2 separate regions of the Homo sapiens genome follow, and region 1 is linked to region 2. Evidence: chromatin loops called from intact Hi-C (ENCODE). Cell type or tissue: ascending aorta. All regions are shown on one strand. Each heading gives the region's core, and the rest is flanking DNA. Links, peaks and the distances in the headings are about the cores only.

The links. Peaks named below come from ENCODE experiments on the same cell type or tissue, not always from the same donor. Only the 100,000 strongest peaks of a DNase experiment are listed, where the experiment ranks them.
Region 1: a loop joins it to region 2, with 4 times the contacts of the local background. A loop is called at or near these places in 4 of 110 quality-filtered maps.

The regions. Positions count from the first base shown.
Region 1 is chr12:62,725,716-62,741,248 of GRCh38, forward strand. It overlaps PPM1H (protein phosphatase, Mg2+/Mn2+ dependent 1H), which reads right to left. Exons shown (of 10, transcript NM_020700.2): 5 at 11,787-11,871. Among named protein-coding and RNA genes, the nearest start is that of MIRLET7I, 130 kb to the left of the region's middle. In ascending aorta, for the core only: no CTCF peak of the experiment used is centred there; no DNase peak of the experiment used is centred there; H3K4me3 peaks cover 1,462 bases; H3K27ac peaks cover 2,753 bases.
Region 2 is chr12:62,676,200-62,691,732 of GRCh38, forward strand. PPM1H (protein phosphatase, Mg2+/Mn2+ dependent 1H) reads right to left here. Exons shown (of 10, transcript NM_020700.2): 8 at 13,500-13,607. Among named protein-coding and RNA genes, the nearest start is that of MIRLET7I, 80 kb to the left of the region's middle. In ascending aorta, for the core only: no CTCF peak of the experiment used is centred there; DNase peaks (open chromatin) are centred at 8,142, 8,822 and 10,962; H3K27ac peaks cover 3,599 bases.

The DNA of each region.
Region 1 (15,533 bases), core at 4,190-12,189, 50 kb after region 2:
AAATCTTTTCCGCCCCTGCAGGTGTCTGCCCTTTTGATGTTCACATATGTCCAGGAGATGACATGTCATGCCTGTCCCCTGGCTGGCAGCAAAAATCAAATATAAAATTCAGATATGTTAAAAAAAAACAAAGACGTGTCTTAGTTCTGAGGAAATACTGTCATAGTCACCCCCCCACTGATACTGATGCCACACTCTTAGATTTCTCCATCCTTCTGATTTTTCTTCCTCTGTTGCTAACTGACACAGCACAGGTGGCATGATTCATTTTCTGTCATAATCATGCTTACCATAGAAATTATAAGTACTCCTTGTGTACCTGTGATATATTTTTACCACTCTCTCTTTTTTAAAAAATCACCACCCACCTCCTTGCCACCACATTCAATACTTACTGCTGTTGCATATGTCAAACCCTATGGAGTTAATGGCATTAAAGGAACTCTTCTCAAGAACTTGGTACAAACAGAGCAAACATATGGTTGCTTAATGAAAAATGAGATGCTAAAATACATGGCTGCACACAATTTGTAAAAACCTGTTGGTTTTCAGAGGAAAACACTTACGGTTATTAGTCTATCTTTTTGTGCAATCATAAAAGTTTATATAGTCTTATATGCACACATGTTTACACATGTACAGTCATCAAAATATTTAAAAAAGTTATCTGAGGGTTTTCTTTTTAATGTATCCATAATTGTGGATATTTTGACCATTGGACACAGATTACTTTCATTTGAAAAAAAAAACCCTCTAAAAATTAGTTTTTTGAGAACCCAGTGTTTAAAGCAAGTTTTAAAAGACTGCTGAGAAGAGCGTTACTGCTTCTTGTTCTAATAATTTTAGGGAAAGCCAAAATCCTGGAGAAGAGGCAAGCAGAGCAGGGGCCTGGCTCCAATGCGGGGATGTGGAAGCCGCAGATTCCCATCAGGCCAGCGCAGAGATGTTTTGTCCGCAAACGCAGAGTGGCCAAACAACTTGGTGATTTGGAAACTTCTTAGGGCCTGCCCAGAATTCAGGTGACCATGACTGGCTAGAATTACTTCATTTGTACTGGTCTGTGCCTCTGGAAGCATTGCTCAAGTCAGCATTCTGGAGTCCTGAGTCTTCAAAATGATTTTACTTTGGATTTACCATAAGCAATAAGCCCAAAGTCTGTAAAGTGTTGGGGCAGGAATTTGCTAGTTTGCTAATAATTTACTGACTTTTTTTTTTTGAGACAGAGTTTCACTCTTGTCACCCAGGCTGTAATGCAATGGCTTGATCTTGGCTCACTGCAACCTCCGCCTCCTGGGTTCAAGCAATTCTCCTGCCTCAGCCTCCTGAGTAGCTAGGATTACAGGCGCCCGCTACCATGCCCAGCAAATTTTTGTATTTTTAGTAGAGACAGGGTTTCACCAGGCTGGTCTAGAACTCCTAATCTCAGGTGATTCACCTGCCTCAGCCTCCCAAAGTGCTGGGATTACAGCCATGAGCCACCATGCCCGGCCATGTGTCCATCATTTTTAAAACCTTAACTCCACTCCAGTGCCCAGCATAGCACCCAACATAGTAAAGGTGCTGAGTAAGTATTTGCTAAAAGAATGAATACAGGACATTCTGACCTGCTCTACACAATCACAACATAGTGATTATTTAAACTATAAGATAACACAGCCTTCAATCTTTTGAAAAAGTTAAAAGTAAGGCCCATATTGTATAAAAACCATCTTGGACCCACGTAGTTTGGATTTAGTTAACTTCTTATAAATTGATAGATGTCTTCCCATAAAAACACATGTGCATGGCTGCATGTGGTTTTTAAAACCCCATGATGTTATTTTACAATCCTAAGAATACCTAAATAATAATGCTTTGTCTCTTCACTTAATAAGCCTGCAGATGAGAAACCTATAAATTAGCAGTTGATATTAAAATGCAAATATTATTATTATTATTATTATTATTATTATTATTATTATTTGAGGTGGATTCTCACTCTGTTGCCCAGGCCGGAATGCAGTGATGCAATCTTGGCTCACTGCAATGTCTGCCTCCCAGGTTCAAGTGATTCTCCCACCTCAGCCTCCTGAGTAGCTGGGACTACATGCGTGCGCCACCATGCCCGGCTAATTTTGGTATTTTTAGTAGAGACGGGGTTTCACCATGTTGGCCAGGCTGGTCTTGACCTCCAGACCTCAGGTGATCCATTCCCCTCAGCCTCCCAAAGTGCTGGGATTACAGGCATGAGCCACCACGCCCAGCCTTAAAATGCAATTTAAAGTGTACCAGCCCACCCTCCGATTAAAAAAAAAGGATCTCTTCTTGTACCTCCATTTTAATCCTAAATTTTGAGGTTTTCCTTCAAGGAAACATAACAGAATGCTACTAAATGAGGGGAGAGGGCGGAGGTATACCCCAAGTTCATGTGTGTGCCACAAATATCACCTGGGGGAAAAAGCTTGATAACCTCTGCCCTAGCAAGACCAAATGCAAGTAACCAAGACTCTTAGGGACTCTAAAGAGCACAGATTTGTTAAAGAGAATACGACATATCCTCATCACTTAGTGATCTGAGCAGCTAAAAAAAGGAAACTTACAAACATGGTTATATCTGGCCAGGAACAAGGACACCTCTCAGGAAAGGATGCTGGAACAACTGACTGTGTCAGGGCAGGACACCAGAGTTTGAGTAGGGGAATTGGATGTCTTTCTATGGCCACTCTCCTCTCTAGTCCTGAGCAGAAACTGGTTTCAAAGGAAGAGAAGGGAGATGAGCATTGCACTGTGGAAAAATACAACAACTCCATCCCAAAGAAAGTCTCTGAGTACCCTGAAGAATGGAGACATAACAGGAGGGAACAAGCCTGAAGAAGAGGCACCTTCCAGAACCTTCCAGTAAGCCTCTCACTAGGCAAGAGGGAGGCCAGAAGTCTAGAGTAGGTGAGCAACCTGCACCCAAGGCTGTCTCACTCTAGATCACATGGCCCTGAGCTCCACCTTCCTGGGCTCAGGGAGAGTTTCGAGCACCTCAGCAGGGCAAGGAAAAAAGGGTAGCCGGAAGCAGGGAACTCAGACCCCAGGGAGGGAAGCTAGCCCTGGTTATGGGAGAAGTCTAAGGTGACCAGGGCTCCAGCGGAGGGCTGAGCACCAGCCTGCCAGTGGACACAAAGATGGGGCTTTGAGGTTACTCAAAATTGCTTGCTAGGGAATACAAAATGCTTCCTCATTTTCTTCCTCCTTTTGATAATTTTTTTTTCCTGTTGCTTTGTGGTCAGCTGGCCAGTGAGTAGTGTCAGCCAAGAAGGAGACTGTCCCAGGGCTTGGGGTATCCAGACAAAGGAATTCATGCAACTAACATTTGAGCCCTTACATATGCTAAGTACCAGGGACTAGGGGTTTGGGGCTCAAAGAACACAAAAAGAGGACCCTCTGCTCAGAGCTGACCCACACAAGTGAAGGAGGCTGAGGGCGGCTTACGGGCAGAAATGGAGCCATTCACAGGGACCAAGGAACAGAGTGGGTCACACACTGAAGAGGATCAGAGAGAATCTGCAAAGGAGCTTAAGAGTTGGTCAGGCAAGAGCTCTAGGGCAAGTGTGGCCACAGCAAAGGCAGGGAAGTGGGAGAGAGCATGGCATTTGGAGGTAATCCTAGGAGAGAAGAGAGTGGGGCAGAGAGGAGGCAGGAGTGCAGACATTGGCACCAAAGATGGCCCCTCCTGCAAAGGGTAATGTGCAGTTAAAGAAAGGATACATGGAGTTAAATAAAGTGAAACTACTTAAACTTTTCAGTGAATTATATGTGGTAAAGTGCTCTTCTCATACGCATACAAGCTGATGAAGTTTCACAAATTGAACACACCTGTGTAGCTGGCCTCCCGATCAAGAAAGAACATTACCAGCATCCTGGGACCAGCACCCCATCATCAGCACCCCATCCAATCACTGTCACTGCCCCAAAGGGGCACTATTCCAACTTCAAGACTGGCCTTGCCTGTTTCTGTGCTTCATCTGAAATCCTACAGGATGCCCTCTTTGCTGGGTATTAAGTCTGCGAAATTCATCCATGTTGTGTGTAACTGCGACTTGCTCATTCTCCGTGCTGTATGTTAATTCCATCCTGTGATTATTTCATTATTTATTTACCCATTCTACTTTCCAGGGGCATTCAGATAAGCCATCATATCCCCTGTGACCTGCACGTACACATCCAGATGGCCGGTTCCTGCCTTAACTGATGACATTTCACCACAAAAGAAGTGAAAATGGCCTGTTCCTGCCTTAACTGATGACATGGTCTTGTGAAATTCCTTCTCCTGGCTCATCCTGGCTCAAAAGCTCCCCTACTGAGCACCCTGTGACCCCCACTCTGCCCGCCAGAGAACAACCCCCCTTTGACTGTAATTTTCCTTTACCTACCCGAATCCTATAAAACGGCCCCACCCCTATCTCCCTTTGCTGACTCTCTTTTCGGACTCAGCCCACCTGCATCCAGGTGAAATAAACAGCTTTATTGCTCACACAAAGCCTGTTTGGTGGTCTCTTCACATGGAGGCACATGGAAGTTTCCCGTTTAAGCTGTTACAAACAGTGCTGCTATGCACGCTCTGGTCTTTGGGTAAACATTCATACGCATTTCTGTTAGGTACACACTTAGGAGTAACACTGCTGGACCACAGCACTTTCAACTTCAGGGAGACTGCCAAACTCTTTTTCAAAGGAGTTGTTCCAATTTCCACCCTCATCAGCAGAATGTGGAAAATAAGAATACTCATGTGTTAAATAAGATAAATGAGATGGCAGATTCCACGACAGAAAATCTTTTGTAAAGTTCTCTGACTAAAACTAGAATCCTCTACCTAAAACTTATACATTAATTAATTTTTTAAATGTTCAGACCTCACAGCATTTGAGAGAAAGTAATCAAAATACGAATTTTCCGTGTACAATACAAAACTTTTTTTTTTTAATTGAGTAATCTCTCCTTTTTCTTGCCCTTAGAAGGGGAAAATCTCCTCAGATTATATGAGAAGAGGATTGGAAGCCTTGCAATTCAAGATGATTTATCAAGATAGAAAGTCTAAGGTCAAGAATGAAATGAAATTAATAATGTCAGCCAAACCACTGGTGATCACTAACAGTCACGCTAACAGTCAAATGAGACAGCTTTTCCAGAGCCAAGGCTGGCTGCCTGATTTACAGTGCAGGAATAGAATATTTTGGTTTGGGTTAGAAAAAATGTGAAATGGCTGAGACCCAAATATGTATAGGTTGGATTCTTTCATAAAGAACTCTGTTCTTAATTTGTTGTCAAAAATCTCAAAGTAACAAGAACCGAGCTTGTATATATAAGCTATTACAGAACTGAATACGAATAAAATTCTGCCTGGTTTATGAAGATTTTAAGAGAAGTTCACATTTAAATTTCTACGTGATCCAGGGGACCTATTGTAAACAGAAAAAAATGCCACAATAGCTTCTAGTCTGCCATTTTATAATTAGAAAATTTGAACCTCATATGCCATTTTATGAAAGGAGGTTAAATGAGGAAGTAGGTGGGACTGGAGTGGATTTTTTTATGACTCAGACATTCTCCCAGGGAGCAAAACACGGAGATATTGAAACTGTCTCTTTCTGAATAAAGCCAGGCTTGCTGGCTTTAGCCACCTGCTCTCAAGGTTAGGTGGGATGCCAAGGTGGTGCACCTGTCATTTTGACCCACCAGCACGCTTGAACCTCCCCACTTATAGCCTCCTGTCTTCAAAGCAGGTTCAGGCTTAAGGAATACTTTTCTGCAGACAACTCTTGAGCAGGAAAAATCCCAGAGAGCCAAGCAGCACCAGGGAAACAGCAGACAAACAGAACCCGGCTCGGCGTTGAGAGCTGGGGGTAGTTCCAAGGACATTGCAAGAAATCACCTCAGATAATGTTGCACTTGTGTTCATCAAATATGTACTTGAAACCCACGTTCATCTCTTCTATACATTGCCCTTGATGAAAAACAGCTGCAAACTTGGATTATTCTGCAAGGACAGAAGTATGTTATTTGAAGATATGATGACACCGGCACGACTTAATGTAATCAAGTCAGAGTTTATAAATATGTACCGGCAGAATGGAGGGAAAACCATCACTCTCATACCTCAGGGCTATGGATGTCTCCTGAGGGAGATCCATTTCTGGCTGTGACCTGAAGCAAAGGTAGGGGTGATTTCCTTGAGGCCACAGTATCAGAACAGTAAAATCTGTTGTGAAATGTCCATCAACCAGACACCCTTCCCTCCTATCTGAGCCTTGACTCCACCAAAACATTCTGTCCAGCTTGGTGAAGCCCCTTAAATATTTTATTTCAATCACCATGGAGACCTTAGAAACAAAACCCAGCAACAGAAGAGCAAGGGTTAGTCACGACTGCAGATCATCAGCTCTCCCTGGTGCTGAGGCAGGAGTGCCCGTCCCTTGAACTCCTCATCACACACCTGCCACATTCCGTGTGAACATGTCAAACCCTCAAGCCTGCTCAATTAATCACCCTGCCTGAGAATCTATGAAACAAAGTTCACATTACCCAGAGAGCCACATGAAGGGCCCTCTGAGGTCAGAATGCAAGACCAAACAAAATTAATGTGCCTGCCACATCCATCATCTTGTAATCTGCTTCCAGTTCCATAATCCCCGAATGTCCAGACTGTGCATACCAAGAACACTGAACATTCCTCTTTGATGTGGATCAAAATGGTTCATGTAGAAAGGACTCTGACCACCTTCTTCACTAGCAAGAAAAGCATTTACCATTTCTACAAGTCAAACAGACCTGGGACTGCAGACATCTGCTCAATGCAAGTGGCTAGGGACCCAGAAGTTTTTTTTTGTTTTCGGTTTTTTTTTTTTTTGAGACAGAGTCTCTCTCTGTCACCCAGGCTGGAGTGCAGTGGTGCGATCTCAGCTCACTGCAAGTTCTGCCTCCCGGGTTCACGCCATTCTCCTGCCTCAGCCTCCCGAGTAGCTGGGACTACAGGCGCCCGCCACTACGCCCGGCTAATTTTTTTGTATTTTTAGTAGGGACGGGGTTTCACCGTGTTAGCCAGGATGGGGACCCAGAAGTTTTAATGACTCTATCATAGATGTTTCTTCATATACCCTAAATATAAAATTTGATTTACCCTAAGAACAAGGAATACACTGTTAATTTTTCAGTGACTAATAACTGATGAGGCCACGTTAAGGAAGATGATACAACTATCATTGTACTAAACTATTTTGTAATCATTCAAGGGAATGAATGCTTAAAATAATGAATCAGTAGGATTACACGCACTTAAAATTATAACACAGTATACTGTATTTTATATTACCATGCAGTTACTTTTCGTTTTAATTTCTGAGCATGTTATGAGTACCTAAAAGGAAGTATTGCTACCCGTTTCATTCAGGAAGAAAGGAGATTCAGAGACAGAGTGTGAGGGGAAACTAGAGGTCAAATGACTCATGACTGGGCTGGGCTGGGAGAAATCCACATCACACTCCTATTTTCCTCTCATAGTTGATACTATTTTCTCCACCCCCCTCCCTGCCAAGATGGAGTCTTGCTCTGTTGCCCAGGCTGGAGTTGCAGTGGCACAATCTCGGCTTACTGCAACCTCCGCCTCCCAGGTTCAAGCAATTCTCCTGCCTCAGCCTCTTGAGTAGCAGGGATTAGAGGCGCGTGCCACCATACCCAGCTGATTTTTTTTGGTATTTTTAGTAGAGATGGGGTTTCACCATGTTGGCCAGGCTGGTCTCGAACTCCTGACCTTGTGATCTGCCCACCTTGGCCTCTCAAAGTGCTAGGATTACAGGTGTGAGCCACCATGCCTGGCCGATACTATTTTCAAGATTTTACACTATTAATCTCTAATTCCCTCAAGTATTTACCATAAAGATTTCACCATAAGATTATTTTATGCTATGAATATTCTAACTCAGGGTATTTTATGTTCTGAGTATTTAAACTCCTGATGTCTGAGGAGAAATGTTTTTAGTTATAAACTAGAGTAACCCATTTGATTTAGGAGTAAGGATTAAAAAGGATATGGGCAGCATTTTCACCTTTTAAAAATTCAGACATTAGGTTCGGTTCTGTGGACTAATAGTGTCCACACTGATTGTTTAAGGGCGACACCAAATTATGCATTAATCTTAGCAACGTTAGAAATGGTTCTTAAATAAAAACGAGGAAAAAAATTACCCTGGTTTGCAGGCCAGTGGGATCTTTGCTACCGACTGAATGTATCTCCCCAAAACTCACATGTTGAAGCCAAATCCCCAGTGTGATGGCATTTAGATGTGGGGCCTTTGGGAAGTGATTAGGTCATGAGGGTAGAGCCCTCATAAATGGGATTAGAGCCCTTATAAAAGAGGCTCCAGGGAGCATCCTTGTGCCTTCTGCCACATGAATTTTTTTTTTTTTTTTAAAGAAAATAAAAAAAAAAGACGGCTGCCTACAAATCAGGAAGTAGAGCCCTCACCAGACCTTGACTCTACCAGCACCTTGATGTTGGACTTCCCAGCCTCTACATCTGTGAGAAATTAATTCTGTTGTTTATTAACTACCCAGTTTATGGTTTTTTGCTACAGCAGCCCAAACAGATGAAGACAGATTTGTAGTGGTAAGACTTTAATTCCTCATACAATAGCTAAATGAGTAGTACTTTCTGTCACAAAACAGTACGGCATGTATTAGTCCTTACACAGACTTCTGAAGTTTTCTATCCCATTACTGTTGAAGAAATTGGGAGTCACTGAAGTTCCTTGTGGAAATTACATACACTTACGTGAGATCTGAAGCCACATGCATCTTATTTCAACCATCCCAAAATATACCGCTGACATTTGGGAATCTGAAAATGTCAGCATTCCTATACTTCCCCCAACCAAGTTAACCTCCCAGGTCCATTCTTGTAACATGAAAAGATGAAATCATTTTAAAACAGAAAGTGCAAAAAGTTAACTTATTATTCATTGCCTCTTGTAGGAAAACAGAAACCTGAATAGGAAATGGGTTTCAATAAAGAGCAGGAGGTGGGCTGTGCATAGTGGCTCACGCTTGTAACCCCCAGCAATTTGGGAGGCTGAGGTGAGAGGATTGCTTGAGCCCAGGAGTTTAAGACCAGCCCTGGCAAGACAGTGAGACCCCCCCATCTCTACAAAAGAAAAAAATAATTAGCCAGGCACGGTGGTGCACCTGTAGTCCTAGCTAAACAGAGGCTGAGGTAGGAGGATTTGTTGGGCCTAGGAGGTTGAGGCCACAGTGAGCCATGGTTGTGCTACTACAGTTTAGACTGGACGACAGAGTGAAACCCTGTCTCAAAACAAAAAACAAAAAAACAACGGAAGGTGAGGATAGGATATAATAGAGGCAAGGAAGGCAAAGGCTTCATACCCTGCTGTGAAATGTTTGGGCGGAGGGCAGAAGAGAAAGGACTGTTTGGTAATGATCTAGAAGTCAATATGAATATTGTTTTTAATTTTTTTTTTCTTTTTTTTAAAGAGACAAGGTCTCACTCTTTACCTAGGCTGCCCCAAGAGTGCAGTGGTGCAGTCTCGGTTCACTGCAACCTCTGCCTTCTGGGCTCAAGTGATCCTCCCACTTCGGCCTCCTGAGTAGCTGGGACTACAGGCACACATCACCATGCCTGGCTAATTTTTTTTTGGATTTGTTTTGTAGAGACAGCATTTTGCCATGTTGCCCAGACTGGTCTTGAACTCCTGGGCTCAAGCGATCCTCCCACCTCAGCCTTCCAAAGTGCTGGGATTACAGGCATGAGCCACCGTGCCCAGCCTGTTTTTAAATCTTTCGTTCAGTAAACAGATACTGGTTCTATATCTCCCTTGTGCCAGGTGCTGTGTTGAATACTGGCAATATGAGGTGACTAAGGTAAGTGGCCTGCCCTCCAGAACACAGTCTGAAGAGGGGGAGAGACCAGAACAAGCAACACCATATGCTGAGAGCCACACTGCAGGGATCTGGAAGCTGTGGTACAAGCACTGGGGACTGACTCCCTAGGAGGATTAGGGGACACTTTGCAGAAGAAGTGATATTTGTGCTGGAGTCTTAAAGAATGAAGAGGAGTTCTCCTAACAGAAAAGAAAGAAAAGGCCATCCAGGCAGACCATACTTCCAAAGGCATGGGGGTCAGAGATCAGAGAAATCATGATATGTCCTGGAAATGGAAGGTAGTTCTCTGTGGCTGGAGCATGGGATGCCTGGTGGCAGTGGTGGTGGTGGCAACATTGAGATAGGACTGGAGATGTGGGCAGGGGCCAGGATTCCAGCAAGGCCAAGAAGGGCGGTCTGCATTCTGTAAATTGCAGGGAGCCAAAGGCTTTTAGATAGGGGAGTGACAAGGTGGGTAATGAGGTCACTTGGATAGCCTTGTGGAATAGAGTGGAGAAAGCCAGACAGGTGGCAGAGAGGCTAGCTATAACGAATTCTACTTGGAGGGATCCTTGCAGCTCAGAGGCCCTTGGTGGCCCTATCGTCCAGCTCTCCATTTCACAAGTGATAAACCGAGGTCAGGAAAGGTTAAGAAACTTGCACAAAACTGTCCAGCTGGTAACACAGCTGGGGCCAGAATGAAGATCTGAAGGCTGCAGTGGGGTCCTTTCCACCGGCCTAGACTACCAAAGAAAATGACGAGGTCTGAAGCCTGGATTCCCTAGTAGTGGTTTCAAGTTTATCAGCTTAAGACACCACCACAAAGGTTAGAAAGCAACAGTAGGTGAAAGATTGAAGTACTGTTTTTACAGTCATTTTGGATTCCTGCTGTCTTATACACCAAATAAGTAGTTAAAGTGACACAGTTCATAGAATAAAATGAATGAAAACACAGACATGGAAATGGAAGGAAAGTGCAGAGCTGCTTTCTAAATCAACCAAATTAATTAAATCCTGACCACAAATACTGAAATGCAGAGATGCAAAGTCCTTTTTGAGTAGCCTGGATCAATTGTTTCCTAAGAGCAGATGGGCACTACTTTAGCTGTGTTGTCTACAAAGAAATCCAGTTGGCGAGAAAATATTTCATCCACAGAACTATGATTCACAGGGTTAGTTCCTAGAGGTATCTGCCCCAAGGCCACCTGGGATGATTACCAGAGTCACTTTAAACCAAGATTCTAAGCCTAATACCCTTGCCCCTGGAATTTGAAGACAAGGAAGTGAGTCTATTCTGTTTCCCAGAAAACTGAGCCCGCTCATAATTTCATTCCAAAGAGAATAATCTACATAGAGAACTTATTTTCAGGATAGAAACAGATTTTCTGACACCTGCACCTTTTCCAAAGGGCCTGTAAGACTTCATATCTGAGCATGAAGTAGTGGCATGTCAGCAGAGACCTCAGAGCTGCCACGTGGGCAGATTCTTCCTCACAACGGGAATCAGACCAAGTTCCCTGTTTGAGTTAAAGTGAGTAGCGGGCCATGGAAGAAGGTATCTGTGTTTTTCAAAACTGCATTTCACATTGTACATAAGAAGCCATTAAAAAAAAAAAAAAACAAAAAAAACAAAACCAGAGCACACCATGTCTTCAATTGGTCACAGATGGGAGAAAATCAGCCGCAATAATAAATTCACGGAGGTGGAGTGTGTCGTCACACACGGAGCCAGGATGTGTGATCCAGAAGGTGTGTGTGGGGGAGTTAATACCATATGTCATTTGAATGCGGTGAGCCTGCTCCCATGTCAGTAGCAACGTGTTCCTCCAGAACAGCTCCGATGCCATCCCTGATGCCACTGCCCTCTGCCAAGCCTAGATGACTCTTACCAGGTACTGAAGTCGCTGGCGCTCCGTCTCGGGGGTAAATTCTGAAGACATGGGGATAATTTCTCCATTTCTGATGATTATGGCCCTGAAATGGTGAAAATGCATTGTCAGTAGCCAATCTCATAAATGCTCTGATTCTGTTACAACCATTGCTTGGTTCAGGTCACACATGAAATGCCAAGAGATGTTTTTGTTTTCCCACTTGCATGGCAGAGTTCACTGTTCCCAGCTCTGAATCCCTCACCACATGAGAGGCATCTCTCTTTTAAGTGCATTGCATTCTAGTTAGCTTATGTTTATGTTTTCTGCTAGCTGGAAGTGTGCCTTAATGCTCCAGCCCCAACCATACTTCTTGGCACATAACAAATGCTCAGTGAATAAATGGACGGATGGATGAATGAATGAGTGATGCAACAGAGTCTTGCTCTAGCCCAGGGTTATCGAATAGCACCTTTTGTGATCATGGTAATGTTTTTGTTTGTGCAGTCCAATATGGCAGGCACTAACCACATGCGGGTACTAGGCACTTAAATTGTGGTTAGTGCAGGCAAGGAACTGAATTTTTCGTTTTATTGAAGTTTAATGAACTTAGCTTTAAATTTAAGCGGTCACATATGGCTAGTGTTGAATGTATTTGACAGTGCAGCTCTAGATCCCTGTTACTCCAATGATGCTGTGGGCCAGCAGCATTGGCTTCACCTGGGAGCTTGTTAGAAATGCAGAATCTCAGGTTCCACCCTGAGATTACTGCATCAAAATCTGCATTGTAATAAGATCCCCTGGTGATTCATAAGCACAGGGATGTCTGAGAATGTGTGGCCTACACTGTTGAATTTCTAGGGTGATATCCTGGGTCCAGGGGGAAAAAAAAAACCAAAACCACTCATCTCAAGGCTCAGGAAACTCATACACTCCAAAAAGTGTATCTAAGAGCTATTGCCCAGTCAAGGACTTTTGAGGGAACGGCGTTCCCCAAAGCAGATGTCTATAGGAGAGGCTGCAGGATCGATAACCATGAGCAACCTTTCCTGGGTCTATTCCCAGCGGTGCCTCCTGTTCCCAGACCTTCTGATTCCAAAGTGGTTCCTGACAGCCACTTTTCAGCTATCGATCGGTTGTGGCAGAATGTTGCCATTTCTACAACAAATGGAAGTGGCTTGGGGAATTGCATTCTATATGAACCCAACAGCTCCCAGGCATCAGGGAGCTAGAGACCTGAGACCTGACATGCTTCTCAGTGAGGAGCCACCAACATGGGAAATGCCTTCGATCAGCTCAGATCTGAGTGGATGCCTCCTTCATTCTAGGGAGGCTGCATTCTTTGTGCCAAGAAGCCTCTGGGCATCCCTCTCTCCCAGTGCAGAGGCAGTTCCTGACTTGGAAACAATCCCTATAAATGGCTGCAGCTGTCATGACCCCACCCCCAACCCCTCACCACCTGTGCCCTAGTTGCTGCTGTCATAGAAACGGGAAAGTGGGGGGTCGGGGCGGGGGCGGCGGAGGGGCGGGCAGCGCATCCAGGAAGGGAAGGAGTGATGACAAAAATCTTAGGGGTTTTAGAGAACTTATGACTCTAGGAAAAAAAAAAACAGTGGAAGCTGTGAGAAAATGGAAAAGTTTAGGGGAACTGACTGTGAGAAGATGAGGCCTCTTATAATACTCCTTATCACTTTTATTATGCTGTCTGAAATATGACAAGTTAAAGATTCCTTCTTATAAACAGGAGCCACTTGTCAAATGCAATCACTATTACCCCACCCCCACTAAGGTGTTATCCACCATTCACAAATCAGTGTGAATTAATTCCAATGGTCTTTGTTCTAATTACCAGGTGAGTATGACTATAACAAGGGAGTAGGAGTTTTGACAGGATGGAGAAACACAGGAGAATTTGAAAGGGGGCGGGGTCAGGAAATTCTAGGTTTGGGCCTAATCTTACAGGATCTAGAGGGCCCCTGAGAATTCGGGGAGCTGGAGTGAAAGTTATTATGTGATAAATTCCAAAGATAATCTCCTCTTTCAAGATTTTGCCTAAAGCTACTCTTAACTTTTTCCTCTTTTTCTGCACGGCCCCTGAATTGCAGTTGAATTCCCAGGCATGGACTAGGAAGAGCCAGCGATGCCCAATCAGGCCATGGAAGCATCTCCTCTAGGACCTGAGTGCCAGGAGCTCAGGGGCCTGGTAACGCCAAAGGCTTAGGTCATGCCTGTCACAAAGCAGGGGCCCAGTGAATGTTTGCTGATTAAAGGAGCAGATGAAAGAACTTAGAAGAAACTGTTCCTTGAATTTGAGGCCCGAAGAGAAAAGAACTAAAAGGCAGCAGATGTTCACTTAACCAAGTCACACGGGGTAGATTTTACAGAGGAAAGAGGGGCCTTCAGCTAGACACTCACTGCTCCTCAGCTATCTTTTCCTCTTCTCTTCCTGACCGGAGCTCCTCTCTGTCACTTCCCACACCTCGGGGTTCTCCCAATGTCAGTTACTCCCACTCCTGTATTTCTGACCTCTCTTTCCACTGGATCTCTGCCCATAGAACAAAACCATGCTAAAGCATTCTGTTTAAAATCAAAGTAAAACCAAAACCAAACAGATGATACTCTCCTAATCCGAACTCCACCTTTGAAATGTCCTTTTTTCTTTCCTAAGAACCTAAGCCTCAGAAATTGATAATAATCTACATTCAGGGTCTATCTACTCCCTCGCCTCCCATGGATCCCTCAAACAGAGGTAAATTAACTTCTTGCCTCCCTCTACACCCAGCTACTGTCACCTGAGTCAACAAATGGCCCTTTTGTTGCTACATCCCTTGGGCATGCCATCATTCTGATCTCCCAGGCAGCATCTGACTGTCTCCTAACCCTGGCACCAGGGATACAACTTCTTCTCCTGGTTTCCCTCCTAACTTCCGGGACATTCTCTCTCCAACTTCTCCGTCCCTTCTTTGCTGTTGTGGACTAGGATTCTGTCTCAGTATTCTCCCTGGGTGCTCTCATTCCCTAAATTCTCAGCCACCAAGGTTAGGTTAGGTTAGACCCCTATCCCTCCATACGTGTTCCCTTAGCCTGGTCCCTCTCTTAATACAGAACTCATCACATTTTATAATTGATTACTTAACTGTCTGCTTTCCACGCTAGCCTGTAAGCTGGACAAGAACCATGCCTGTCTTGATCGACACTGCAGCCCTACTACTGCACACGGTGCCAGGCCATTGTAGGCAGGGCTATGTAACTTCAGGGTCCAGCGCAAAATGAAAACACAGGCCCCTGATTAAAAAATGCAGAATTTCAAGACAGCCACAGCAGAGCATTACACCAAATGTGAAGTCCTTCGGAGAGCAGGGCCCTGTGTGGTGCACAGGTTGCATGCTCACAAAGATAGCCCTGAGTGTATACTCTTAATATCTGCTGCATGGATAAATAGCTCCAACAACGACATATGCTGGTGAGTCCAGACAACCTTTCTAGCCCACATATCTCTGTTGTGCTCGGCCTGGAACAGCCAACTGCCAACGGATATATCCACTTCGATATATTCACTGGCATTTCATACTTAATAAGGTTCAAAATTAATGATCCTGTCCCCAGCCCCCTCCCAAATCTGTCTTCTAGCATTCTCTATCTCCGGGAACCAAACAATTTTCCACCTAGTTGCTCGTCCCAGAAGACAGGCAGCCATTCTAGACTCCTCCCTTTTCTCACCCCATATGTCCAAATAGGCACCCAGGCGTGTAGATTTCACCTCCTCAG
Region 2 (15,533 bases), core at 3,403-11,402:
TGCTTCACACAACCTGAGACTACAATATGGACGCATCACAAACCCATTTTAGGATTGTAAAGCAAGTTCCTGCAGCACAGTGAAGAACAGCTTATTGATGGCAGTAGCAGCCTGTCTGGACCAGCTGCTGCAAAGATGCTGGCTGTAGCAGGGGTGGCACAGCCAGTGTTGTGTGCTCCATGGAGCTGGTGGGAGCTGGGAACAGGTGGGAGCTCCCAAGTTGGTGGGACAGGAGCCCTGTCCTCCTGGGTGCAGGTGCAGCCACCCAACCATGGCTGCAGACCCAGGCATCCCTATGCTCTTGGGTGTCTTGGAAGTCCCCCTGCCCCTGCAGGCTTGGAAGTGTCTGTTCCTGCTGCCTGGCCTCTCTCAGCTCCCAGTGCCTACTCCAGTGTGGAGCAAAGTTGTCGCTGAGCCTGGTCACTGTCGTGACCCGGCTGGGTGTGTGGGGGCTTGGGGCAGCACTGACATGCCAGCTCCCTGCCATCTCAGCCACCTCTGGACTTTGGTCGCCACCGAGCATGGGAGGGAGGCCGAGGGGAAGGGCTGAGGGTGGCTCAAGGTGGGCCTGCAGGCACCTCTTGATGTAGACAGCCAGGGTGTCGTGGATGACATGTCGATGGCAGCAGGAAGCACACAGGTTCCTGGGGGGAAAGGGGCAGGTCCGCGGTAAAGCAGCATCTTCAAGCCAAGGATGACTTGAAGCATGGGAGCCAGGCTGTCAGTTCCAGGTGGAGTCCACAGCCTGGAGTGAGAGCTTATGGTGCTTTTCTGGCCCACTCATGGCCACCCCTGAACCAATCAGCTTGCACTTCCTCCCTTCTGAAGCCTGTAAAAACCCCAGACTCAGCCAGACTCACAGAGACAATGGGACAACCTGCCTGCAGATAGGAGCTACCCATTTTGGGTCTCATCTCCACTGAGGGCTGCACTCATCAGGATGACCTGCCTGTGGAAAGAAGCTACCCACTTCAGGTCTCCTGAGCACTGTACTATCACTCAGTAAAGCACCTCTTCACCTTGCTCACCCTCCAGTTGCCCATGTACCTCATTCTTCCTGGATGTGGGACAAGAACTCAGGACCCACTGAATGGCGGGACTGAAAGAATTGTAACACAAACAGTGCTGAAACACGCCTCCCTCTTGCCACACTGCAGGCAATGAGGAGGAGAGAAGAGAGGAGGAAAGAGCCATGGCCCTTTGGGGAACCCAGACTTAGGAGCTCCCCGAGCCAGGGTTGTGATGCCCTCTTTGGGGCTCTACAGTTCCTGGTACCTCCAAGCTTTCAGGCACCACCATGTTCCCCAGTGCCCACAGTGGAAGCCGCTTGTGGTGTGCCTGGTTCAGCCGTGCTGGGGTGCCAAAGGTGGTATGTCTGGATGTGTGTAGTGGCCGAACCCTGTACTTGCTTACTCGCTCACACACCCCTCACTGCTCTGTGCCTGGCTCACTCTTGGCAGGCATGGGGTCTGGGCCAGTAGCAAAAGCTGAGCGCAGCCTGCCAGGCTGAGTGGGCAGAACAGGCCCAGCGGGCCCAAGCAAAACTTGGGCAAAGATGCCACCAGCCACAGTGGTTTCCGGCTGGTGAAGCAACACGGTAAGGATCCTGTGACATTATCTGTTTCTCAAACAGTGGTCTTTGGATCACTTACTTCAGAATTATCCAAAATGTAAAAATGCTCAGAACTCATCCCAGATCTAGTGATTCAGATTTTCAGGAAGTGGATTCCAGGGATTTGCAGTTTTTCTTTTTCAAAGACAGGGTCTTGCTCTGTTGCCCAGGCTGTGGTGACAATTGTGCACTGGTGCAATTTCTCACCACAGCCTTCACCTCCCAGGCTCAAGCAATCGATCCTCCCACCTCAGCCTCCCAAGAAGCTGGTACCACAGGTGCACACTACCATGCCTGGCTAAGTTTTGTGTTGTTTTTAGAGACAGGGTCTCACTATGTTGCCTATGCTGGCCTCAAACTCCTGAGCTCAAGCCAACCTCCTGCCTTGGTCTCCCAAAGTGCTAGAATTACAGGCATGAGTCACCATGCCCAGGATTTGCATTTTTGAAACCAACTTCTAAACATTCTTATATGCATTAATGCAATAAATATAAAAAAGATATAGCATATTTAGCTGAAACATCCAAATGAAATTATTATTTTTCAGGAGGGGATCAGAGGGCAACAATCTCCAATGAGAGGAAATGTTTGACACATACAGGTTGGTTTCTGTTGTGTGACCATGAATTATTGTGAGTTGCTAAGTTAGTTTTTTGGTGTGTGTCAGAGTAAATCTCAAGTTTTATTCAAATAGCTGGTTGGCAAATCTCAAGTCATTGGCCAAATGAGAACAAGCCATGTAAATGACACACAGATGCACACAACTGATTTTTATAGCCAGACCTGAGAGTTAGAGATGGAGATGGACAGGCCACATCATGAAGTCTCTCCCATGTAAGGTGAGAATATACCAGATTCAAAGAAAGTAGCTTCTGCATACTTTTTTTTTTTCTTTTTGAGACAGAGTCTTACTCTGTTGCTCAGGCTGTAGTGCAATGGCGTGATCTCAGCTCACTGCAGCCTCTATCTCCTGGGTTCAAGACATTCTCGTGCCTTAGCCTCCCAAGCAGCTGGGATTACAGGCATGCACCACCATGCCTAATTTTTGTATTTTTAGTAGAGACAGGGTTTCACCATGTTGGCCAGGCTGGTCTTGAACTCCTGGCCTCAAGTGATCTGCCTGCCTCAGCCTCCCAAAGTTCTGTGATTACAGGCAGCAGCTACCACACCCAGCCCGTATACTCTTTGTTTTTTGAGACAGAGTCTCGCTCTGTCGCCAGGCTGGAATGCAGCGGTGAGATCTCGGCTCACTGCAACCTCTGCCTTGTGGGTTCAAGTGATTCTCCTGCCTCAGCCTCCCGAGTAGCTGGGACTACAGGCACATGCCACCGTGCCCAGCTAATGTTTGTATTTTTAGTAAAGATGGGGTTTCACCATGTTGGCCAGGATGGTCTTGATCTCTTGACCTCGTGATCTGCCCGCCTCAGCCTCCCAAAGTGCTGGGATTACAGGCATGAGCCACCATGCCTGGCCACCTGTATATTCTTAATGTGATTTCATCCCCAAAAATATTCAAAGTGGTGGTGGTGGTTGGGGGAGGCAAATCGCCCCCAAGGGTGTGCCATGCTAATTGAGAACACAGAAGTATGAGATATTACAGATATGCAGGACTGGAGAGTGGATCAAGAAAGCTGTCAAATATGAATGCTTTAGCCTAACAAAGTATCCTTAGAACTCCCCATTTTCCCTTTTTGCAGGGGGATACATGTTTTGTGAGGTCTGAGGTTTATGAAATTTTGGGGGCTCTCAAGAATGCAAAAGTAATTATGAATACAAATTTAGATACTAATGTGAATGTTTATTAATGAGAAAAAAATTACAACATATTACTGGAACCCTGGAAGCTGAGGTCCCTTTCCTTTGAGAAATGTTTACATAAATGTTTCCTGATTGCAACCCGGCTCCTCCTCTTCATCTGGAACAGCCTGTCTACATTTTCCGGCAACAATCAGAACTCACAGGGTCTGATCTGAGCGCAGGTCCCCAGTACTTAAGTTTAATTAGCTTCTTTGTAAATATGCCTTTACACTGCAAAGTAGATTTCCTTTCTTAATTAGCTAAACAGCTAACTCATCAACTTATATTACTTAGTCCTGGAAAGACAGATGATTATTACTTTCACCCTCAAGATTGCACAGCAGGGAGGGCAATTCTACAGGAAGGCTGTGATACAGTGTCTGTCTCCAGGATGACTGCCATCAATTCCTTCCCTCCCTGTACAAGCATGTTATTCTTCACATCAAGAGGTGGATCCAATTCCCCTAACTTCAAACATGGACTGGCCTTAGAGATTTCCTTGACCAACAGAATGTGACAGTGATGATGTTCTGGGACTTCTTAGGCTAGGTTTTAAGAAGCCTTGCTGATGCTGCCTGGGACTATTTTCATTTCTCCTTTTCTCTCTTTCTCCCTTTCTCTCTCTCTCTCTTTCTCTTTCCCTCTTTCCTCTTTCCCCCTCCCCTCCCTCCCTTCCTTCCTTTACTTCCTTCCTCTCTCTCTTGCTTTCTCTCTCTCTCTTTCTTTCTGTTTCTTTCTTTCTTCCTTTCTTTCTTTCAAGATGGGGTATCACCTATGTTGCTCAGGCTGGCCTTGAGCTCCTGGGCTCAGGCAATCCTCCTACCTTAGCCTCCAAGTAGCTGGGACTATAGCTACGTGCCACCATGCCTATCTGGGATTCTTAAACCACCCACTCTTAGAATATTTCCTCTCAGAATCCAGCTGCTATGTTCTGGGAAGTCAAAACCACCTGGAGAGGCATGTAGTGCTGCCTCAGCTAAACTCCCAGTTGACAGCCAACATTAACATGTGAGAAAGCCATCTTGGACTTCCAGCCCAGACAGGTCTTCAGACAACCCCAGCCCCAACTCACATCTGACTTTGGCCATGTGAGAGGTCCTAAGGAAGAGCCACCCAGCTGAACCCAGTCAACCAACAGAACTATGAAAGAGAATCAGAAATTGTTCTGCAAAGCCTCTAAGTTTTGGAGGAGGTTTGTTTTGTAACCAAAAAAGGCATAGAGGAATTGTGTTGGGATATAACTCTTGTATGCCCTCTATCCCAATAAGACTGGAAAGATGAAACATGGGACACTGAACTCCCTGGAGTTATTTCTCTGGTCCCTATTTGTCTGTAAGTGGTGCTTGTTCCCTCTGCTCCTGTCTTCCAGCAGGTAAATACTAGGAAGACCCTCCCGCTCTGGGATTGGGAGATGAGAGCCCACAGCTATTCCATGGGTTTGATGTGGGGGCTAGAGGAGAGGAATGAGAACTCCATTTTGGTCTCAAATCCAAACCTTAACCAAACCAATCTAACTTTATACTAGTTATTAGTTATAAAGTTATTTTGACCCCAGACTCCAGTGTCTATTTTTTTAATTGGTTCAGAAAACTTACGGCAAAAAAGCATATTTTTTCCTCTTTAGACCTCAACAAGTACCACCATTCTTCCTTTCACATAGTCTGGAAAGCGAAGTCTTGTTTTTTAAATTTTACTTGGCTTCATCCTCTAAATCCAGTCTGCCTCATTATGCCACCTTTTAGTTTCCACGGTCCCTTCCCCAGTTCGGCTCCTCACTGCCACAGTCTCAGTCCTGCAATGACTGCCCTGTCTGCAGCTCCCCCATCTCCCATGGTTACGGCTAAGATATTCCTCTTGCTGAAGACCTTATCTACTGCCTTAGGTCCAGTTCAAGGACCTCTGGGGCAGTTAGCTTTATTAGAGCTAACAGCCCTTCAAGCTAATCTTTCAAACTCAAATGACCCCATAAGGCAAATTTTATTTCACACTAGACGATTTCTTCCTTTCTTTAAAAAAAGAAATTGTCCTATCTCTTTTTCTTTAGATGATATACTTCTCCCTCCTATATCCAAATCCCCTAGTCCCTTAGAAAGCAGGAAACACATGCTTTATGGCTCATCCTTCTTTGGCTAACCATCTAACTAGCCACAAATTTGAATTCCTTGAAGATATGTTCCCCAGTGCTCTACTCAGTAAACACCACCGGACTCATGATACCTATGGAAAGAACCACTGAAATTTTGTGGTTGTAATGGAGTAGGAAGAAGAGCTAGGAACTAATATTTATTATGCCAGGTTTTTTGTTAAGTACTTCATATGTCATTCAGTTTTTTCCTTGGTTTCCTTAGTATAACAACTCTATTGTCCTCTTTTTCACCAAACAGGAACCTGAGATCCAGGGAAGTACTTTTTCAAGGTCACTTAGCAAGTGCAACGATAGAGCTTGAAGTCAAGACTGATTACCAGTCTAAGTTTTTTAACCACCATATTATATGGCCTCCAGGTTTTTTTGAGGTGTCCAGGAAATTCTTTAAAACAAATTTTTCTTCCTCTTCCAAATAGAATTACTGTTACCATTTTTTAAAACTTCAAGACTTTCGGCCATGCATATATGCTTTTTTCTGCATATCATCACTCTCTTTGTATGAACAATCATGTTCTGCTTCACTTCAGATGGCACAGCCATTTTCCCATGTCAGTATGCACCAATATTGTTTCTTATGAATGGGCCAGACTGTAGAAAGCACAAAATACAACAAAATATGTTCTTTCTCCAAATGGGATTTTGGCTTGGGAACAAAAAGTCACCCAGAATCAGAAGATTATAAATGTTAAGATGTAAACATGTTAAATATTATTCATGTTTTCATGGGAGAAAATGGGGGAATCCCAAAAAAAGTAGGAATTCTAAGAGACAAGGTCTCACTCTGTCACCAAGGCTCGAGAGCAGTGGTGTGATCATAGCTCAAGGCAGCCTTGAACTCCTGGGCTCAAGTGATTCTCTGGCCTCTCAGTCTCCTGAGTAGCTGAGATTACAGGTGTGCACCACTATGCCCGGATAATTTTTAAACTTTTTGTAGAGACAGGGTTTCATTATATTGTCCAAGCTGGTCTTGAACTCCTAGGCTCAGGTGATCCTCCCACTTCAGCCTCCCAAAGCATTGAGATGATAGGCGTGAGTCACTGTGCCTGGCCTTCATTCTCTCTCTTTTTCATGGGGAGGGGTGGTGGGAAACAGGGTCTTTCTCTGTCGCCCAGGCTGGGGTGCAGTGGCACAATCATGGCTCACTGCAGCCTCAACCTTCCAGGCTCAAGTGATCCTCCCACCTCAGTATCCCCAGTAGCTGAGACTACAGGCAGGTACCACTAATTTATTATTTATAAATTTATTATTTATAGATACTACATTTGGGAGAGTTTATTATTTATTATTATTATTATTATTATTATTATTATTATTATTATTATTATTATTATTTTTGTAGAGACAAGGTTTTCTCCATGTTGCCCAGGTTGGTCTTGAACTCCTGGGTTCAAATGATCTTCTCGCCTTGGCCTCCCAAAGTGCTGGGATTACAGGTGTGATCCACTGTGCCTGGCCCATTCTCTATTAATATGAAAGTGAATACAAGGAATCTTTAAGTGTGAAGACCTCCAGAAGCCGGTGGGGAAGGAAGACTAATATTTACTATCTCTGACCACGTACCACATCTTGTTCTCACTGATGCTCTCATTTCACTGATGTTCTCATTTGCTTTTCCTAACAACTTGTCAACATAGGGATTTTTACCCCACCTTAAGGAAGAGAAAAGACAGGCTGTGATTGCTTGTGCAGTCCTCTGGTAACACTGGTGCTGGGTTGGAATTCAGATACTACAGTCTAAGGTCTTTGTTCTTTTAAAGAAGGCTGTTTCAGATAAAAGAAAAAGAAAATCTAGATTTTAGAAAATGGAGAGTGAGCTAAATAAGTGATCTGGAGTTATAAAAAATACCTGATAGGAATCTTGATAACCAAGGAAAGGAAAAATGAAGCAGAAATAAAATTGGGCCCCTGTGGTTCAGTCTAGCAGGGGCGGAAAGGGGGCTTGCTGAGCTGAGGAGAGAGCTGGCTCCGCAAACTGGCCCCAAATAGAGAGGGCCTTGTTTCTCCAAGAGCCCAAAATGGGGCTAAAGGCAACAGCACAGTCTTTGAGTGGAGGCTGGAAAGAAGGGTGAAATTAAGAAGAATCCTAGCTCTACGGAGGGCCTGTCACTGGCCAAGAAGGGGTGTGGCACAGAGAACATCTGGAGTTTTGGGCTGCCAGCCTGTGCTGGGCTGTCTGAGTTACAGAACAGGAGATGTGTGCTGGACTGGGACTGGGAGAATTGCTGAGAAAGAAGAATGTGAGGAGAGCCTGGGCTCCAGTGCGTTTGAGTTAACAAATCCTATCCTTCTCCACTGAACTCTTTCAGGACAGTATAAAAAAGTTTAATGGCAAACTTCACTAAGCAAGAGGATGGGGGACCTGGCTGGGAACATTTTCCTTATGCTGGGGGAGAGGCTGCACTCTATGCTGTTAGGCAGAAAAAACCAGGCACTGTAGGCTAGAGGGGAGTCAAAACATCCCCTACACTCAACCCACACCTCCAGACAACAGGCCTGTGCTCGACTGGTGGTGAGGGCCTCTCTTGGAATTCAGTTCTTGGCCAGAAATCCCTGCCTTAGACTGGGGAAGGTTTGAGAGAAGCTCAGCAAACCTGGCGGCTGCTCTTTGGGTTTGGCAAACTCGAGATTTTTCCAGCGCCTTGTGTTCAGCGAAACTGAAAATGTGTTTGGCTAGAAACCCTTCACTAATTTTTAAACTCCTGTGAGTTTCTTTTTTTTTAACATAAATTTGATCCACATGTTTTTGATTTATTTCTATTTAACTCATCAAATCAAATTAGGAGCCACAATGATGAATGGGAACAATGCTGATTTCCAAGAAGATTTTTGCGCACTTTTTCTCAGAATTCAAACACATTCCACCCCCAGCCCCCTACAACTGTTAAAACTACCAGACTGAGCTGGGTTTGAAATTTAGAACCCAAATGTGAAATAAAGATCCACGCCTGGCAAAGACAGAACATAGCAGGGGAATGTTCTTAGGGAGTCACAGAAAGAAGGTGGGCCCAGGATGGGATAATGAGAGAGGAAGTGGGTCAGTTATTCTTCCTTAGGTGGTTTCAGTATGTTAATCGAGCTTTCTAGGCTCCCAACAGAGGCCACTTCTCATGGGAATGCTTTTGTCACTACCACCCAGGGAAAGGGGGTTCCTGCTCCAAAAATTGTGGACAGGGGGTTCCTTGTACCTATTTTTTTCCCTTGTGTTCTCCTCCATAGTAGCCAATTCAAGCTGCTCTTCCGCTTCCCTTCTAACAGTTCCACCCCCTCCCCCCGCCACCCCTTCCTGGCTCTGGTGGAGGCCTCTCCATCTGGAAACATTTAACATGTACAACAATTTTAATCTTGTGCAAGAGAATCTTAGACGCACTACATACCCATTAAGCTAAATTATAGGTGCACAGTGTTACTTTGCACAATTCTGTCTGGTCTCGGTTTGCACACACAACAAAGGCCATTACTGTCTTTCCCAATTACCCTTTCTACTATACCATCATTTTCCACAACTTCAATCTGAGGCCAATAGTATTTCTCTGGGAAACTCTGGCCCCCAAGGTCCCAAGACAAAGTTGCTCTCTTAGGTTTAAGACAAATGCACCCTCATCAGAGCCCCTTGAACCAGTACTTGGTACGTCCCTAAACACTGACCAAATAAATTTCCTTGAATTTGGCTTCTCTCCCCTACAGAACCTGATCTAATTAAATAGACCTGGGTACAAGTACCAGCTTGCTACTTATTAACTGTATAACTTTGGGGGTTATTTTACTTTCCTTGGTTCCAATTTCCCAATCTGTAAATTGGGTATAATAACTATACTTACCTCACAGTGTTGTTGTGAAGATTAAATGAGATGTGTCCTGTAAAAACCTTAATTTGTTGCATGGAGATAGGGAGGTGTTGGTCAAGGGATACCAAGTTTCAGTTAAACAGGAGGAATAAGTTTTAGAGATCTATTGCATGGCAGCATGACCACAGTTAATAATAATGTGTATTTTTAAATTGTTAAGAGTAGATTTTAAAAGTTCTCACCACAAAAAATGATAAGTATATGAAGTGATGAATATGTTAATTAGCTTAGTCATTCCATAATGTAAACATATATCAAAACGTTACACTATATCCCATCGATATACATAATTATTTGTCAATTAAAAATAAACTTGGTATGTTGTCTCACCCAGACTAAGTAGTTAATAACAATTAGTTTTATTATTATTGAAACTGCCACACTTTATTCAACTCTAGAACTTTTCTAAGAGCATTTAAATTTTTGCAGAGGTTGACAGTTTCATTCTAAATCCTCTCCACTCCCACGAATGCTGAAGTGACCAACTCAGTGTCCTACAAACCAGTATCATTCAGCGAGGTGACATAAGGTTTCTCACCAACCACCTGGGATTCTTACCGAGTTCTCAGGGACTCTTCCATGCAGGCCCAAGTTTTAAACCTACAGTCCCTTCCTGAGATCTGCAGTAGCAGAGAGATTGGAAGATCTAAAATCTAATGCATACAGAGCACTCTCCTTCAAGCCAAGTGGAGCTGCTGCTTCTCATTTTATATAAAAAGTAAATGTGAGAAAGGGAGGTGGAGAAGGAGGTTTTTACTTTGCTTTAAGGAGCAAAATCAAGACCTTTACGGATGCTTTTTGGAAAGTAGAAAGGTGAAGGCAACATTTAAGTTATCTGACAAATGCCTCTCTTGTAAGGGGGAGAATAGAAAAGTCCACGAGTCCAGTTACAAGCCCTGTGCTCAATGGCATTCAAAAAGAGAGTTGGAGGTCCGACATTTATTGCTCTTCTCTGGTGAGAAGTAGTTTTAGCAGTAATTCACGGATCCTGATGTTGGGAAGGAATCCACCAGCTTCTAGGGGGAACTTTGGACACCTAATGTAGTCATGGTCTTCATTATGCAGAATTGCTATGAGGACTCAAGAGAGAACACTTGCAGAATTTTGACAAATGGTAATTATTATTTCTACCGAGCTGACCTCACTTGAAATCCTGGGTGATACCAGGAAATGTGTGTATCTTCCATGCCCAACATTTACTAGAGTTTTCTCTTTCAGTGGCTTCTTAGTCCCTTTTATCTACATGTACTATGGATGCCAGCCCAGCTCTAAAAAACCCTAAGGAAACCACTCCCTGGCTCACAGCTCCGCCAAAGTGGTGGGTCTAGGTGACTGTTTGTGCCCATAAAGGGTACTGAAGTGGACATATAATCTGAAGGGACAAATACACAGGCTGGGAAGTCACTTTAGTCTGATATAAAAGGTGAACTGGGCCAACCAGACTCCTCTCCGGAAATGTGGAATTGGGAGAGTGAGAAACTGGGCTGATTGGTAGCAGAGCCATAAAGAATGTGGTTGGCCACATCAGTGGCAGAACTCCATGTGAGGGCTGAGAGCTTTCCGCTGTGGAGGCTTTGCAGGGCTGCCTTGATTTCAAAACCACTTTCCCATAAAGCCTGGCTGTTCAATCATTCTGCTCATGGACACCATAAATATCTCTTCTAATATTATTACTATTGTTTTTTTGAGTCAGCGTCTCACTCTGCCACCCAGGCTGGAGTGTCATGGCACAATCATGGCTCACTGCAACTTCGAGCTCCTGGGCTCAAGCAATCCTCTCACCTCAGCCTTCTGAGTAGCTGGGGCAGGCATGTGCCACCACATCAAACTAATTTTTTACTTTTTGTAAGAACAAGGGTCCTGCTATGTTGCCCATGCTGGTCTCAAGCAATCCTCCTGCCTTAGCCGCCCAAAGTGCTGGGATTACAGGTATGAGCCACCATAGCCGGCCTTCTTGCAGTACTTTTTTTTTTTTTTTTGAGTTAGCTCTAGTAAGTTTCTGTTTCCTCTGACCAAAATAGTCTTTGTTAAAACAGCACCTGCTCTTGGGAAGTACATGCAAATAGAGTTATGTCTAAATGTTCTGAGCATTTCCAGTCCAAGGAATTATTTTAATGCTTAATTACAGGCAAGCCGCAGTGGCTGATGCCTGCAATCCCAGCACTTTGGGAGGCCGAGGCAGGTGGATCACTATAGCTCAGGAATTCAACACCAGCCTGGCCAACATGGTGAAACCCTGTCTCCACTAAAAATACAAAAATTAGCCAGGCATGGTGGTGCCCACCTGTAATCCCAGCTACTTGGGAGGCTGAGGCAGGAGCATCACTTGAATCTGGGAGGTGGAGGGTGCAGTGAGCCAACATTGCACCACTGCACTCCAGCCTGGGCAACAGAGTGAGACTCCATCTCAAAAAAAAAAAAAAAAAGAAACAAAAAACCTTAATTACACATTGTAGTAAATGCTATTGGTTCCTGACTTATGCCTTCCTGATTTCCTTCTACTATCGAAATTGGGAGAGTTAAAACTCTTGCTCTCCCAAACTCCCTTGCAGCTAGAAGGTCATGTAACACAGTTCTGGCCAATGAGAGGCAAGTGAATATCTGTTGGGACAGAGGCTGCCCCTCCTTTCCATCTTTGCATAGAAATGTCAGGCTTGGACCTACTGCCACCACCTTGTAACCATGAAGGGAAAGTCAAAGAAATGCAGAGACGCTACAGCCCTGACACAATGGAGGTGCTGAACCAACGCCAGCAGCCACCAGATTTCAGCCTTCTTACTGGGTGAGAAAAATTTACCTTTAAACTCTTAGGCTGTTGCAAAAGTAATTAAAAAAAAAAAATGGCAAAAACTGTAATTACTTTTGCACCAACCTAATACTATCGGTTAGACTTTTCCAAATTTGGAAGCAAAAAAATTTCTAAATGATATATCCAGAAAGTCAACATAGAAATCGATACTGTTTCCTATATGGTAAGACACATGATTTTTTTTAAACCAAATATATGACCAACTTGTTTGTAAATTAACTTCTCTAAACATCAGCTGAATGACAGAAGCTCTTCAGGTAATTAGTCTAACGAGGGGATAAGGTATACATAAATAACTATGATCAGGCCAGGTGTGGTAGCTCACGCCTATAATCTCAGCACTTAGGGAGGCTGAGACGGGTGGATCACTTGAGGTCAGGAGTTCAACACCAGCCTAACCAACATAGAGAAACCCTGTCTCTACTAAAAATACAAAAATTAGCTGGGTATGGTGGTGTGTGCCTGTAGTCCCAGCTACTCGGGAGGCTGAGACAGGAGAATCACTTGAGCCCAGGAGACAGAAGTTGCAGTTAGCCGATATCATGCCACTACACTCCAGCCTGGGCGACAGAGCGAGACTTTGTCTCAAAATACAAAACAAAACAAAACAACTGTGACCGAAGGCAGACAGTGAAAACACTGTACGTGGAAGGTGCTCTATGTATATCCCAAGTAGGGAGAGACATTACTTCTGGTTGGGCAAGGAAGAAATCAGGGAACTCTCCATAAAAAAGCATCTAAGCTAAACTCCAGAGAAAAAAAGAATTTGGATGTTTGGAGTTGGGGAGAAAGGGCATTCTTGGCAAAAGGAATAGTTTAAGCAAATATGGGAAACCTAAGGTCATGTAAGGGAAACAGCAAGTTCATTCTGGCTGGTGCAGGAGAACAAAGATCAGAGAAGTCCAGACCAAATTATAATAAGCCTTGAACACCAAGTGAATGGGAGTCTGAGCTTTACTCTCCATGCCTGGGCTGCCATTGAAGGTTTCTGAGCAATTAGGAGTCAGTTTTTAAGGAAAATTTACCTGACTGCAATAAGTAGCATGGATTGGCAGACTTAGAAAATGTCAGGAGGAGGCTGTGCAGCCATCTGGGTAAGAGGTGATGAAGGTGTGAACCAGAAGAGTCAAAGTGAGAATGGAGTGGGAAAAAGACACAGACGTGAGAGATACAGTGGAAGTACATATAATACAAGTTGGCTACTGTCTGGATATGGGGTGTGAGTCACAGGAGGAATAACGCCGAAAATGTTTTATTGCACAAAATATAAACAAAAACCTCATGCGGTACCTCTGGAGCTGAAGACAGGAATGGTTTAATGTAGATGTTGGAGTCATGCACCTTCAGGTCATGGTCCCCAAGTCCCCTGGTCACTCCAATAGTTGCCATTACCCGGGCCTAGGAGTATAAGCAGAGGGTCATCAGAAACACGCACACAGTGAAAGCATCCCATTCCAGTGCAGCTGCCTGGGCTAGGAACAACCAAACAATTTTCCAGTTCCTCCTGCCCAGATATGTTTCCAGGCCCCTTGCTGCTAACATACGTGGATAGCTCTTACCAAGAAAGGGCTCACCAAAATCACTTCTGTATTTGAGGAGTGCTTTTTCTATCCATTATCTTAAGCTTGACAGGTTGCTGCTGTTTCTTTTCAGCTTTCTTTTTTTGGAGACTGGAAGGAAGGATGTCCAATAAACTAACTCCAATGCATGCGTGACGTCTACAGCTGCAGAAATCAGTTCATATCAAACCCAATAGGATTGATCGATCCATCCATCCATCCATCCATCCATCCACCCACCCATCCACACACCCACCAATCTTTCTGTTACATATCCACTGTACAAGTATTTGCTCAACACCAGCTATGTCCTTAGTCCTGTGATATGTACTAGTAAAAGGTGTAAAAAATCAGAAATAGCTCTTGCCCTCCCAGAGTTCACCTATTATGTTTTATGGCTGGAGAAAAGAAACTTATCAACTCTATAACCTATCCTGCTAAGATCTCCACAAATTCCCTCTGGGTGGAAAGGAACAAAATGTCACCAGTGCTGTGACATAGCTACACAGAGGCCTCAGGGCTGAGACCTCATCCTGAACTGTTTTTGAATGGTGTAAGGAAGTAACACTATTACACCAATGCCTACACAGTCAGCTTAAATATCTCCTGTTATGCTGAAGATCTGATTTACCCAAACATTTATTGGGTGCCTACTATGTACTTACATCATATGTTGGGGACACAAATGTCTAAGGCCTCGTCCCTACTACAAAGAAACTTGGGGCCACGTGCGGTGGCTCTTGCCTGTAATCCCAGCACTTTGGGAGGCTGAGGCAGGTGGATCACTTGAGGTCAGGAGTTTGAGACCAGCCTGGCTGACATGGTGAAACCCCATCTCTACGAAAAATACAAAATTTAGCTAGGCATGGTGGTGGGCACCTGTAATCCCAGCTGCTTGGAGGCTGAGGCATGAGAATCACTTGAACCTGGAAGGTGGAGGTTGCAGTGAATTGAGATCATGCCACTGCAGTCTAGCCTGGGTGACACAGTGAGACTCAGTCTCAAACCAACAAACAAACAAATAAAAAAACCAAAAAGAAACTTGGTAAGGGAGATAAGAGGGAGATGTGTAATTAATAACACATAAAATATGGTTAAGTACTGAAAAACACATAGACAATGGGTTATGCAAGTTTAGAGGAGGTAAAAATTCTACTGAGAAGGCTCCACGGAGGAGGTGGCACTTAGCACAGAAAGGTGGATTGCATCAAGACAGGCGACACAGAGGGATGGAGTGAAAGTCATCCTGGGTGGAAGAAAGCAGTGTCCTAACCCTTAATCATAAAAAATATATCCGGTGTAGTGAAATGGTTCAAAGACCTGAGCTTGAATCCTCACTCTATTACCTGGGTGATAAGAGTAATTACCTCCTATGAGTGGGGATGAAGTAAATAAATGCTAAGAAACACTGCAATTTAATATATTGTCTTCATCTTCATCCTAGACTGTCAACAGGGCTGTGAATTTTGAAGCCAGCCTTGGTTCGGAAGGTAGGCAGAGTTCACATTAAGCAGAAATGAAACCATGACACCTTTTTGAGGGCAAGGGTCAGAGGGGATAAAGACACGAGACACAGCCAGACACAGTAGCTCACATGTGTAATCCCAGCACTTTGGGAGGCCAAGGCAGGAGGATCACTTGAGCCCAGGAGTTTGAGACTAGCCAGGGCAATGTGGTAAAACCTCCTGACTACAAAAAATACAAAAATTAGCCAGTGTGGTGGCATGCGCCTGTAGTCCCAGCTACTCAGGAGGCTGAAGTGGGA